2 separate regions of the Homo sapiens genome follow, and region 1 is linked to region 2. Evidence: read pairs that join two places in POLR2A ChIA-PET (ENCODE). Cell type or tissue: Panc1. All regions are shown on one strand. Each heading gives the region's core, and the rest is flanking DNA. Links, peaks and the distances in the headings are about the cores only. Region 1 holds the start of BMF (Bcl2 modifying factor). Region 2 holds the start of LOC124903472 (a long non-coding RNA gene).

Region 1 (6,706 bases), core at 2,325-4,824, 270 kb after region 2:
ACTATCCTTTGCAGACAGACGGATAACAGATAAAGTCCCTTTGATAGGGCAAGTCCGGCAAGGGAAGGACACCCACGTCTTGCAGATCCCTGGTCTTTCTTACATATATGAGCTCTTCTGGAAGTAGTTAAGGGGGTCAGGCACCATGTGCTCCCCCAGCAAGACCCCAACCTTACCCATAAATCAGTTTCCCATCTAACCCCTCCCTGGGGGTTGAGTTACAAACCTCAGTAACCCCAGGGCAGCCTGCCTGGTAATTCCTATTATTCAGCTGTCAGCTGGTTTTTTAAAAACCGCCCTTTCCAGTGATCCAGTTACTGGAGTTTTAGAGCCATTTCTTGTCTCAGAGAGAAATCCTATAGCCAGGTGAGACAATGGAGAGGGCTCCTGCCCGCTTTCTACAGGAGCTGGGTTTTCTCTCTGGTTGAGAGCAGCCTCCCCTTAACTCTGTATCCCTCCAAGATTGTCAGGGAAGGCCCTCCTCCCTATCAGCCTCCGTGCTGATGCCTTTCTCTGGGGACCCTTCTCCCAGAGCCAGCATCAGTTAGCAGAGGAGAAAACAAATTGAGACAAGGTGCAGGAAGAGAATGAGAGAAAGGAAATTCTCCAAAATAGAGGTTGCTGTGACTGCACTGTGTATTTGCTCCGAGCCCAGTCAAAAGCTCAGGGTTCATCTGTTCCCAGGGTGCTGCTATTGGTCAGGGGGCTCAGAGCCCAGATCTGCAGCACAGCAGGTCCTGATACTGCTGAGTCCATGCAGTGCTGAAAGGGGGAAAAGGGCATAGAGGGAGGAGTCTGCTTTGACAGTGATGAGAGGTGGGGGTGAGGCTCCTGACCTCCCTGACCCCTTTATCCCTGACAGTCCTTCTCTGGTCCCTCTAGCTCAGAAGGCTGGGCCCCTTGCTGCTTGACCTTAGAGACTGAGAGCGCAGGAGGCAAAGCCACAGGTGTCTTTCAGAACCAGCCTGAGGGAGCAGGCTGTGAAGACCTGGGAGAGAGGTCTTAAAATAAATATCAATAGTGATGTGACCCTCCCCATATCTTGCAAACTGCCAGACCCCCTGAGATACTCCCTCCTGTTCCTCAGCCCAGTTCTGTCACAATGACGATTTTCTGAAACCTTTATAGGGCCACAGACCACTTTATGAAACTGTTGTAAGCTATGGATCCACCCCACTCACAAAAATGTTTGTGTGTACCCACAAACACAGTTTAGCCAGTTTCAGGGGTTCATAAACCCTAAAGCTCAGGACTCTGATGAGCCTGATGAGTACATAGATCCCATATCAATATCCCATTCTTGGCTGGGTGCGGTGGCTCATGCCTATAATCACAGCACTTTAGGAGGCCGAGGTGGGAGGAGTGCTCGAGGCCAGGAGTTCAAGACCAGCCTGGGCAACATAGTGAGACCCTGTCTGTACAAAAATAAAAAATTTAAAAAGTAGCTGGCTGTGGTGGTGCACACCTGCAGTCCCAGCTACTTGGGAGGCCGAGGTGGGAGGATCACTTGAGCCTGGGAGATTGAGGCTGCAATAAGCTGTGTTTGCACCACTGCACTGCAGCCTGGGAAACAGAGCAAGACCTTGTCTCAAAACAAACAAAAAGAACCCATTCTCTCAGCTTCTTTGCCTTGTGGACCCAATTTTACCATGCAGGGCTGTGATGAAGCACACAGAGCTTTAGCATCTCAGGTGGGTCAGGAGAGCTACGATGGCCCCAGCCCTCAGGGCCTGTGCTGTCCCAGAGGGCAGATTCAGAGCTGCTGTGGCCTTGAGTTTCACTCTTGAACCGAAGGAATGCTCAGGGGCACCACTGGCCAGCCTGAGACACTGGTCTGATAGGAAAGCAAATGAGAAGAGAAGGATGGAAGGAAGGAGCGGAAGGGAGTCGGTGCATTGGAAATCACGGAGGGCTGCCGGTGCCCTTCACAGAGGCTAGGTTTGGTTTCTGTATCTCCCTACATGTAGCAGGAGTGCAAGGTCACTCTGACCAGCTCAGACATGCACTTTTGGCCAAGCCTCTGGGTAAAATAATATACCTCCTTTTGGCTTAGTGCCTTTTGCTGGAAATCTATCAATTTCGGGGGACTGTGCTACTGGCTAACCTTGACTCCCCACTCTTTCCCTTTTCCCTCTTTGTCCTTTGGAGACAGTATTTTTCTATTCTAGCAACCACAGCCCTCAATATGGCTGGTTCATTCTGTTTCAGGTGACTTCTGAGGGAGCAAAGGAAAGAATGATGGGAAAAAGGTACAAGGAGACTTCAGGCTCTATTGGGCTGAAGGTCCCAGCTCCACTGAACTTAAATCTAAGTTTACAACCCAGAGAGCAGCTCGGTGGTCAGAGCACTGCTGAGCCCTACTGCCCCTGGTGGGTCAGGGTTGTTGCAGGACTGGCTCCCTCTCACTGCTCTCTGGACTCATCATTTTATCTTTCCTAAAACTCAGGCTTGGTCAAGTCACTCATCTCCAATAAAATCTTTGCTGCCTCCCCTTTATAAAATACAGATTCTTCAGTCTGGCATTCCAGGGACACCTCTGTAGTCTGACCTGAACCCACCTGCCCATGCCTACCGTTCGTAAATCTCAGTGTGCACCCAATGATCCAGTCACCAAGCCTCCCTCTGCTCCCTGCACAGGTAAGCTCTCCAGCTCAGCACTTCAGTCTGCTACCCTTAGGCCTGGGCTATTCTTTTTTATTTTATTTTATTTTTATTTTTTTGAGACGGAGTCTCATTGTCGCCCAGGCTGGAGTGCGGTGGCGCTATCTCCGCCCACTGCAACCTTCACCTCCTAGGTTCAAGCAATTCTCCTACCTCAGCCTCCCAAGTAGCTGGGATTACAGGCATGCGCCACCACGCCCGCCTGATTTTTGTATTTTTAGTAGAGACAGGGTTTCCCGTGTTGGCCAGGCTGGTCTCCAACCACTGAGCTCAAGTGAACCACCCGCCTCGGCCTCCCAAAGTGTTGGGATTACAGGCGTGAGACATGTGCATCTGGTTTTCCTTATTGAAAAATATTTCCCATTCAATTTAAAAGCTGTCTCCCTGAGGCCTTCTCCAGCCTTTGTATTCTGAATTTTTCTGCATTCCTCAATAGTCATTATCCTTGGAATGAATACAATTCCAATAACTTTTCACTATTTTCAGGGCTACCTCTCCTAGTAGACTGTAAGCTCCTTGAGGGCAGACGCCAGGTTTCTGGCACTCAGCCCAATATCTGGCACAGAGTAGGTGCTCGGTAAATGCCTGTGAAGTAGCCCATAGACTCCCTTACGCGGTCTGCAGGACATGCTGCTCTCCTGGCAGCACCAGCACAGTCTCTAAATGCTGCCATATGCGAGATATGTGTCAACCGCTCAAGCAGCCCCGGCCTTCTTGAGCGCTCCGCTTCTCAGCCAGGTGCTTATTTTGCCAGTGCCCACGCCCAGTCAAGAAGAGGACCTAAGGGCTCCCCTGGATGTGTTTGTTTCAAACACACCTTCAGCTTTGGAGCTGCAGTTTTCTTCCGACCTGCTCGGCAGGCGGGAGGGAGCTTTCCCCTGAGGCTGGGATCCCATAGGGACCCGCACCCTGCACCCTGCACCCACTGGACGCACCAGCCTCATAAAAAAACTCCCCGCCTCCTTCCCCCCTCCCTTTGTGGACGCGCAGCAATTATTCTGCCCATTGCCGTGAAAAAGAAGACAAAAGTTACTTTGGCGCCCCCTCTCCCACACCTAATACAGAGGATTCAGGGACTCTCTGGCGCTTCCAGAGCCTGTGTTAGGGACAGAATCCGCACTGGCGACGGCGCTCCGACTGCGCTTCTGGCGACGGTCGGAATTTTGCTCGGCCCCTTGCAATGTTTCCATGGGAAGGTTCGTACATTCGTGACCGTCCCTGGCAGCGGCCCAGCCCGGGACTTGGCGCTTCACTCGCCATTGGTCAGTCCTCGGCGTGACGCGCAGGGGGGCGGGGCCTCATCAGCTGTTTGCGGGATGCCCCGAGCAGGCGTATTTTGGAAACAATACCGCACCGTGCGGAGTGGCCTCCTCCCGCCCCGGCCTGTGCCCGCCGCCGCCGCCGCCCCTGCCTGCGCCTCCCGCCTCCTGCCGCAGCCCGGTGAGCGCCCGGGTGGCCGCCGGGGGCCGGGCGGAGTTGGATCGCAGCTCCTTGGGGAAGTGGGGAGCGGAGTCGCGCTGCGCACGGGGGCCCGGGAAGGGTTTGGGCTGCGGACGTCTGGGGTGACCATGAAGAACTGGGGCGCTGGGGTGAGGGAACGGGGTGCAGAACCCACAGTTGGGTGCGCTGCTCCAAGAGGGAACTTGGGGGTAGCATTTGGGACTCGAAGGAGTTGGGTCCAGGTAGGCAGGGGAACCTGGGGTGCACTGCTGAGCAGACCTGGGCGCCCGAGAACGGCCCAGCCTCTGGGTCTGACTTTGGGATAGGACAGGAGCTGTGGGGCATCCTGCCTCTCTGCGGAGTCTGAAGGCTCCTCTCCTTAACAGCTGGGCTTTTTCCCTCCTTCCCAATCGAGTCTGGGCGTCCAGCCCCCGAGTGCTCGTCACGCTGGACCCTGGCGCGGAGCCCTGGCATCACGACTCGGAGGCCGAGACTCTCTCCTGGAGTCACCCAGGTCTGGGGTGTGTGTGTGTGTGTGTGTGTGTGTGTGTGTTCCTAGTCACTGTCGAGGATCTGGGTGTCTGACTACTGCCTTCTCCTAAGAGGAGGAGGAGTCTAAGTTCAGCATCCCTCTTCCAGCCCTTAGGGGTTGGGATGGCTGCAGCGGGGCTTGAGTTCCTTTGCTAGGAATAAAGCATTCCCTGGCCCTGTTCTCAGGAAGTGCCCTCCTCCTCCCACCGCTCTGGACATCACCTCTTAAGCTCAGGAGAAAAATTTCACCCTCTCTTAGTTTACCCTTGACCTTGGCCAGCACCCCTCCAGAGGCGCCCACCTACAGGCAAGCCACCTACAGTTTGTGGAGCGTGAGAGGGGTCCCTGGGGCTTGCAGAGCCACACCTTCTGGCTGCACCTCCCCCACTGTCCAGTCCAGGCAAAGGTTGAACTTTGGGGCTTTGCTGGGAGGGGGAGGGGAAGGTGATAGGCTTCAAAGGAAAAACCAAGACAATGACTCGTGCTGGTGATTGGCTTTGAGGGCCCCTTCTTAGGTCAAGATTGCTAGCCTGAGAAGAGGAGGTTGGAGAGCTGGAGGGGAGCCCCTGCCAGGTGACTGGCGGGACAGCACTTGGTCCTTTCATCAGGAAATTTTGTTTCCTGTTGTTAATAAGCTGGAGTGCACCACCTCACCCCCCTCCCCATACACACACACACACACACACACACACACACACACACACACACTTGGGAAACACGGTCCAAAGAACACCACGTGGCTGCTTGCCATCCTAGCAGGCATCTCCTCATTCTCCAGGGAAGAGGGCACAGACAGGACCATAGACAGCTCAGGGACAGGGATGGGATGGGACGAAGGCAGGGCCCAAGCAAGCAGCTCACAGCTTGTGTTTGGCAAAGGCAGCATTCTGAATTGAACTGAGATTCTTTTAGCTACTTCACCAATCCATAGACCATTTGGCTTGTTCTTCAAAGGCAAGAGACTAGGGGACAGAACCCCCAGGAATCTCTAATTGAGTCTGACAAGAATGAAATTCATCTCTTTTTATCCTTAGCTGTTCAGGTGGTTGCTGCTTCTGGCTGCTGCAGGGGCCCTAAGCAGTTCCTGGTATGTGTAGGGAGCTGGGTTGGAAGCTTAAGATGCTGAGTAGCTCCAAGCTCAGACTTTCAAGAGCCATCAGGTGGAGCAAGAGGAACTTCTTTATCACCAAGAAACTCATATCAATAACTTCAGCAGTATAGGCAGTGAGTGAGGTCACAGGGAGAGGGCTGAATTTCACTTCCTTCTGTAAGACCAGTTGTACCAGTCTCAGGTTCAGAGCTGGCAGGAGCGGGAGGCTGTGGAATCAGGGATTTGAAGTCGTGGAGACTAGTGAGGAGACTTAGTTGGGAGAGGCTGGACCTACCCTCTAGGCCAAACTTTGGTGGGCAGACAGCTCAACTCTGCTCAAAGAGAGCCGAGACGGCAGCTGCAATGACTAGCTTGGGTCTTTATCCCCTCTCCCAGGACACATTCTTACCACACTGCAGAGCCTGTTTGTTGTGTTGTGCAAGCAAGGGGTGGAGATTAGAGTAGATGGGCAGCAGGGCGGGGCTTAGAGGTTTGGAGGGAACCTGGCTGTCCTAGGATTGCTGGCTTTTGTTTTTGCTGCTGAGCCTGGAGCTCAGCTCAGACTGAGATAAGAATTTCCTTGGGACAATGACTCTGTATGTGTGTGTGTGTGTGTGTGTGTGTGTGTGTGTGTTGTGAGCACTGTATGTATAGCCAGTCACAGCACCCTTGACAGCAACTTACAGAGGCTAGTCTTGTTTATATTTTCCCAGGTACCCTGCATGCATATAGCTGCTGATTCTACTCCTGCTATTGCTCACAACCCTCAGAGTCAAACTTTGTGACCGGCCTAGGTCAGAAAACGTGATCAAGAAAAAGGGTGGTTCCAGGCGGGCCCAGGGAAGAGGTGTGGAGAGCCCCTGAACATTCAGGCAGTCCACATTTGGGGAGTGAATGTCACCCTTAGCAGTGCTTTATTACCAGGGTTGTATGTCATCAGTATGTGGTCCGGCCAGCTCAAATAAGAAGGGGGAGTATGGTAGG
Region 2 (6,706 bases), core at 2,007-4,506:
GATGGCAGAACTCCAGGCGTCTGTTGCAAAAAGAGCAGAGCAACTGGGCAGTAACTGGAGATGGGTTATGGGGGTCAAAGGAAGCTTTCCTTAAAGCTGTGGATATGTGTGCTGATAGGAACGAGCCAGCAGAACAGAGGGAAAGGATACTCAGGAGCAAGGAAGAAGGAAGATGGGATCCAGAGTAGCATCTTTAAATTCCTTTATTCATGCGCCCCCACAAAATAAAAAAATAAAAAAACCCTCTTGCCTGTTTTCACTTGATACCTAAAATTTAAGTTTACTTTTATTTTTATTTTTTTAGAGGCAGGATCTTGCTATGTCACCCAGGCTAGAGTGCAGTGGCTATTCACAGGTGTGATCATAGATAGCGTACTGTAGCCTTGAACTTCTGGACTCAAGCCATCCTCTCACTTCAGCCTCCTAAGTAGCCAAGACTGTAGGCATGCACTATCTCACCTGGCTTAAATTTTTTTCATAACTTTAAATCATTGTAAAGGACATACTTTCTGCCTGTTGTATATTGTGTATACTTTTTTTCTTTTTTTTTGAGATACGGTCTCGCTTGGTTTCCCAGGCTGGAGTGCAGTTGTGCGATCATAGCTCACTGCAGCCTTCAACTCTTGGGCTCAAGCGATCTTCCTGCCTCAGCGTCCCAAGTAGTTGGGGCTATAGGCACGTGCCACCATGCCTGGCTAATTTTAAAATTTTTTTGTGGAGATGAAGTCTTGCTATGTTGCCCAGGCTGGTCGGGAGCTCCTGGCCTCAACTGATTCTCCCACCTTGGCCTCCCAAAGTGCTGAGATTACAGGCATGAGCCACCCACCTGGTCACATTGTGTATACTTTGTATTCTTTTCTTTTTTCTTTTTTTTTTTTTTTTTGAGATGGAGTCTCATTCTTTTGCCCAGGCTGGAGTGCAGTGGTGCCATCTCGGCTCATTGCAACCTCTGTCTCCCGTACTCAAGCGATTCTCCTGCCTCAGCCTCCTGAGTAGCTGGGATTACAGGCATGCACCACCACACCAGGCTAATTTTTGTATTTTTAGCAGAGACAGGGTTTCACCATGTTGGCCAGGGTGGTCTCGAACTCCTGACCTCAGGTGATCCGCCCGCCTCAGCCTCCCAAAGTGTTGGGATTACAGGCATGAGCCACTGCGCCTAGCCCTTTGTATTCATTTCTAAAATTCTTTCTCTTGGTGTTTTTTGGATAATTTCTATTGTTATGTCTTCAAGTGCACTACTGTTTTTTCTGCAACGTCTAAACTGTTGTTAATTCCATTCAGTGATTTTCCATCTCAGACTTTTTTTTTTTAATTTTAAAAACACTTTTAAATTCTTTATTTTGGAATCGTTATAATTGACAGGAAGTTACAATGATAGTATAGGGAGGTCCTTTGGACTCTTTACCCAGTTTCCCCCAATGGTTTTGTTTCAGTACAATTTTAACAGCTTTATTGAGATATAATTAACATTCCATAGACCACATATTTTAAGTGTACAATTTGATAAGTTTAGAAATTACATATACCTGTGAAACCATCACCACAATTAAGATAATAAACACAGCCGTCATCCCCAAATCATTCCTCCTTCCCCTTGGTACTTCTTCCCATCCTCCTCTTTCTGCCTACCCCACCCACCCCATCATCTCAGACATTTTAGTTTTCGTCTCTAAAATTCAAAGTGGGTATTTAAAAATATCTTCCTAGTCTCTACTTAGTACATATGGAATACAGTTATAATAATTCTTTTAGTGTCCTTGTCTAATTCTCACATAGGTGTCAGCTGTAGTGGTTTCAACTGATTTTTCTCCTTATGATGGGTTATAGTTTGCATGACTGGTAATTTTTTATTGGAAAACCAGCCATTGTGAATTTTACATTTTTGGGTGCTCGTTAATTTTGGATTTCTGTTAATGTTCTTGGGTTTTGTTCTGGGATACACTTCAGTTACTTAGAAACAGCTTGATTCCTGAATTCAGGTCTTGCTTTTGAGATTTGTTAGGTAGGTTCCAGCAATGTTTAAACTAGGGCTAATGAATCCCCACTACGAGGCAAGGCCCTTCTGAGACCTCTGACCAATGCTCCATAAATTTGAGGTTTTCCAATCTGGCTGATGGGGACAGGCGTGGTCCAGGCTGTGTGTGACTTCTGGCTACTGTTCCGGCCCATTGTTTTGGGTGGTCCTTTCCTTTGTCTCAAGTGGTTTCCTTACACTTATATGATGAATCATGCTCTGTGGAACACTCAAGGGGGGCCCTTTGCAGATCCCCAGAATTCTCTATATATCCACCTTTCTCCTCTCCAGTACCCTGTCCTGAGCACTCTAGCCAGCTTGGCTGCTCCACACTCCCAGCTATCCCCTCACCTCAGAGTCACTTGCTTTGCCTGGGTTCTCCCTCCGTGAAATACATCCTCTCAAGCGGTAAGCTGGGCAACCGAGGGGTTCTCCTTGTTTGTTTCTTGCCTCTGAGAGATCACTGTCTTTTGTTACCTCATGTCCAGTGTCTTGAAACTCATTATTTCATGTATTTACTGTTTGGTTGGTTGTTTCAGGCAGGAGGATAAACTTGGCCCCTGCTCCTCCATCTTGGCTGGAAAGGGAAGTTGTATCTGTACTTTCAGTCAAAAATTTTTTTTTTTTTTTTTGAGACTCTGTTGCCCAGGATGGAGTGCAGTGGCGCAATCTCGGCTCACTGCAAGCTCCGCCTCCCGGGTTCACGCCATTCGCCTGCCTCAGCCTCCTGAGTAGCTGGGACTACAGGTGCCCGCCACCACGCCCAGCTATTTTTTTGTATTTTTAGTAGAGATGAGGTTTCACCATGTTAGCCAGGATGGTCTCGATCTCCTGACCTCGTGATCTGCCCGCCTAGGCCTCCCAAAGTGTTGGGATTACAGGCATGAGCCACCACGCCCAGCCTTCAGTCTGTTTTTGTTCAAACTGTGGAGCTGCAGATTAAAGTTATTCCATTTTAGGGAAAATGTCCACCATACATCCTACTTGCAAAGACTATCCTCTCTGTCAAACCTGTGAGCCAATTCTGACCTTCTAACAGAAAAAGTCTGATTTTATTTTTCCATTCAAATCAATGTGGTTAATATGTATCCTGTGTCAACCATCTCACTTTCAGTTTAAATTCTTCTTTATTTCTTTTTTTAGAGTTAAGGTCTCGCTCTGTTGCCAGGCTGGAGTGCCATAATGTGATTATGGCTCACTGTAACCTCGAACTCCAGAGTTCAAGTGATCCTCTTGCTTCAGCCTCTGGAGTAGCTGGGTCTACAGGCGCATATCACCATGCCCAGCTAATTTTTATTTTTATTTTATTATTTATTTATTTATTTTGAGATGTAGTCTCGCTCTGTCACCCAGGCTGGAGTGCAATGGCATGATCTTGGCTCACTGCAACCTCTGCCTCCAGGGTTCAAGCGATTGTCCTTCCTCAGCCTCCTGAGTAGCTGGGACTACAGGCATGCTCCACCACGCCCGGCTAATTTTTGTATTTTTAGTAGAGACAGGGTTTTGCCATGTTGGCCAGGCTGGTGTTGAACTCCTGACCTCAGATGATCTACCTGCCTCGGCCTCCCAGAGTGCTGGGATTACAGGCGTGAGCCACCGCGCCCGGCCCATGCCCAGCTAATTTTTAAAATTATTTTTTGTAGATACGGGATCTTGCTATGTTGCCCAAGCTGGTCTCAAACTCCTGGCCTCAAGCCATCCTCCCACTTCAGCCTTTCAAAACACTGGGATTATAGGCATGAGCCACTGTGTCTCACCTGAAGTTGAATTATTTTTAAAAATTTTTATTATTTTTTCCTTTTTAATATATATTTATATATTTTACAATATAACATGTCAATGAATTTGAATTCTTAAATGAAGAAGGCACAGAACTGAGCCACAGGGCTGCCCCTGTGAACTTTCTCAAAGAAGCTCTCCAGGCTTTGCTCTTTCAAGGACTTCCTCAAGCAGAGCATTCTCAAGTGGCCCTTTTATTTGTTTTTTACAGCGCAGAGCAAGGAGCCAGAGTAGGATTCAGAATGAGGGAGGGGAGGCAACTGGGAAAGTGGAAGTTGGGAAGGACAGCTGTCAGGCCTGTGGCTTCTTAGGCCCACCAATATAAGGAGGGGAACATATGGAGAAGGCGGCTCTGGAAACTGATTACTTTAAAACTATCTGTGTCCACCTACCTTCTAGAAAGTCTTCATGTCCTTGTAGGGGAGTGCAAACCCTCGTGTGAAGGCCTCTGACACCAAGTGTGAGAAGCCATTGATGGAGCCATTACTGCTTCCTTCGTTGTAGCAGAAGGGATGGGGAGAGGAGCAGGCAGGAGCGGGGGTAGGTAAGTTGTGGCTTTGGTGCCTTGAAGGTGAGGAAATTTCTATTTGAAGGCTTCAGTTTTCTTCATGAAGAATTTTTTTTTTTTTTTTGTCCACTGAGGGGTGGGGGAAGGTGAGATATTTGAGGAAGGTGGAGAAAATATAAAAGAGTCAATACAAATAATCAAAACTAGTAGCTAGAATGAATACTAGCTAGGCAGAGCTGAGGGTCCAGTTAAGATAGGTGGTCATGAATTCAAATCTACATCAATCTGCTCAGCTGTGTGATTTTCTTTAGCAATATTAAAGCTCTTGTTTGTTTGATGGTTGTGGATTTGGTAAAATGCTGATCTTTCCCCTATATTGAGAAAAATGTGAGTAATCACAAAGAGGCCCGATAATAATTATGAGAAATTTATCAAGGCCCTTCCAGTGTTCCTCTGCATAAGGTGGCTTTGGATGGCCAGACATTTACATAGCACATAGTGGCTTTCTTTTGTTTCTCATATTCCTGGTGAATTGAACTACGATTTCTTCTCCTAAGCATAAATACCTGCAGACCTTAGTTACAGTCATCCCTGTGAACAAGGGTGTGGGTAGAAAGGGTGAGGAATGTCTGTCTTTCCTATCACCAGGTAAATGGGATCTTGATGCTTGGCATGGGGTCCCAAGAGCTTGCCATTACCCATGTGTATTATCAAAAAATGAGATACTGCCACCGTCAAAGAAAAGATCAGGGCCGGGTGTAGTGGCTCACACCTGTAATCCCAGCACTCTGGGAGGCCGAGGTGGGCGGATCACAAGGTCAGGAGATCGAAACCATCCTGGCTAACACAATGAAACCCCGTCTTTACTAAAAATACAAAAAATTTGCCAGGCGTGGTGGCAGGTGCCTGTAGTCCCAACTGCTCGGGAGGCTGGGGCAGGAGAATGGCGTGAACCTGGGAGGCAGAGCTTGCAGTGAGCCAAGATCGTGCCACTACACTCCAGCCTGGGCGACAGAGCAAGACTCCGTCTCAAAAAAAAAGAAAAGATCAGAAACTCTCTGGACGATAGGCAAAGGTTGTAAACCAATGTATCCTCTTTCTTAAAATCTGATTTAAAGCCTTCTTCCCTGTCCTGACATGCACTGGGAGAAGGACAGAATGAGTTGGAGGGGGCTAGGGAAATTTTGGCTTATAACTCTCTTGAGAAATGTCTTTTTAAAAATTGTCTCGGCCAGGCGCGGTGGCTCATGCCTGTAATCCCAGCACTCTGGGAGGCCGAGGCAGGCGGATCATGAGGTCAGGAGATCGAGACCATCCTGGCTAACACTAAAAATACTCTACTGTCTCTACTAAAAATACAAAAAATTAGTGCAGTGAGCCGAAATTGTGCCACTGCACTCCAGCCTGGGCGACAGAGCAAGACTCTGTCTCAAAAAAAAAAAAAAAAAATTGTCTCAAGCTGGAATATTGCCCGCATATCATGGTATGGGATATGCTATATATCAGTAAAATCTAAGATTCAGCCAATAAAATCAGTCTGTCTAACACTGTCACTCTAAAAGTCCCCAAATCACCACAGCCATGGAAGGATGGTTTTCCCATGGTAACAGACTATATCAAGTTTACATATATATATATATATATTTTTTTTTTTTAAGATGGAGTCTCGCTCTGTTGCCCAGGCTGGAGTGCAGTGGCGCAATCTCGGCTTACTGCAAGCTCTGCCTCCTGGGTTCACATCATTCTCCTGCCTCAGCCTCCCGAGTAGCTGGGACTACAGGCGCCCGCCACCACACCCGGCTAATTTTTGTATTTTTAGTAGAGACGGGGTTTCACCATGTTAGCCAGGATGGTTTCGATCTCCTGACCTCATGATCCACCTGCCTTGGCCTCCCAAAGTGCTGGGATTACAGGCGTGAGCCACCGTGCCCGACTTATTTATTTATTTATTTTTTGAGACGGTGTCTTGCTCTGTCATCCAGGCTGGAGTGCAGTGGCACGATCTCGGCTCACTTCAACCTCTGCATCCCGGGTTCAAATGATTTTCCTGCCTCAGCCTCCTGGGTAGCTAGGACTACAGGCATCCCCCACCACGCCCAACTAATTTTTGTATTTTTAGTAGAGGCGGGGTTTCACCATGTTGGCCAGGCTGGTCTCAAACTCCTAACGTCTAGTGATCCACCTGCCTCAGCCTCCCAAAGTGCTGGGATTACAGGCATGAGCCATCATGTCCGGCCTCAAGTTATATTTTAATAGCATACAGGATACATACTCGTACTCAGAATGTGAGTTCAAGGATCAGTGGCACAAATAGGGGAAATGACCTCAAGTTCCAAATGTTAATGTAGTTCTATTAGAGTGTCTGAGTGGGGAGAAATCATTTCTTGAATTTTGCAGGGCAA

What was found. Peaks named below come from ENCODE experiments on the same cell type or tissue, not always from the same donor. Only the 100,000 strongest peaks of a DNase experiment are listed, where the experiment ranks them.
Region 1: POLR2A ChIA-PET joins it to region 2 with 12 read pairs; 2 of 35 experiments call an interaction of 5 or more read pairs at or near these places.

The regions. Positions count from the first base shown.
Region 1 is chr15:40,106,168-40,112,873 of GRCh38, reverse strand. It overlaps BMF (Bcl2 modifying factor), which reads left to right and starts at 3,995. Exons shown (of 5, transcript NM_001003940.2): 1 at 3,995-4,101; 2 at 4,488-4,615. RefSeq lists silencers at 3,938-4,187, 5,672-5,966 and an enhancer at 4,697-5,392. In Panc1, for the core only: no CTCF peak of the experiment used is centred there; a DNase peak (open chromatin) is centred at 3,813; H3K4me3 peaks cover 1,777 bases; H3K27ac peaks cover 585 bases.
Region 2 is chr15:40,373,257-40,379,962 of GRCh38, reverse strand. It overlaps DISP2 (dispatched RND transporter family member 2), which reads right to left. Exons shown (of 8, transcript NM_033510.3): 8 at 1,342-6,706. LOC124903472 (a long non-coding RNA gene) reads left to right here and starts at 2,315. Exons shown (of 4, transcript XR_007064597.1): 1 at 2,315-4,340. In Panc1, for the core only: no CTCF peak of the experiment used is centred there; no DNase peak of the experiment used is centred there.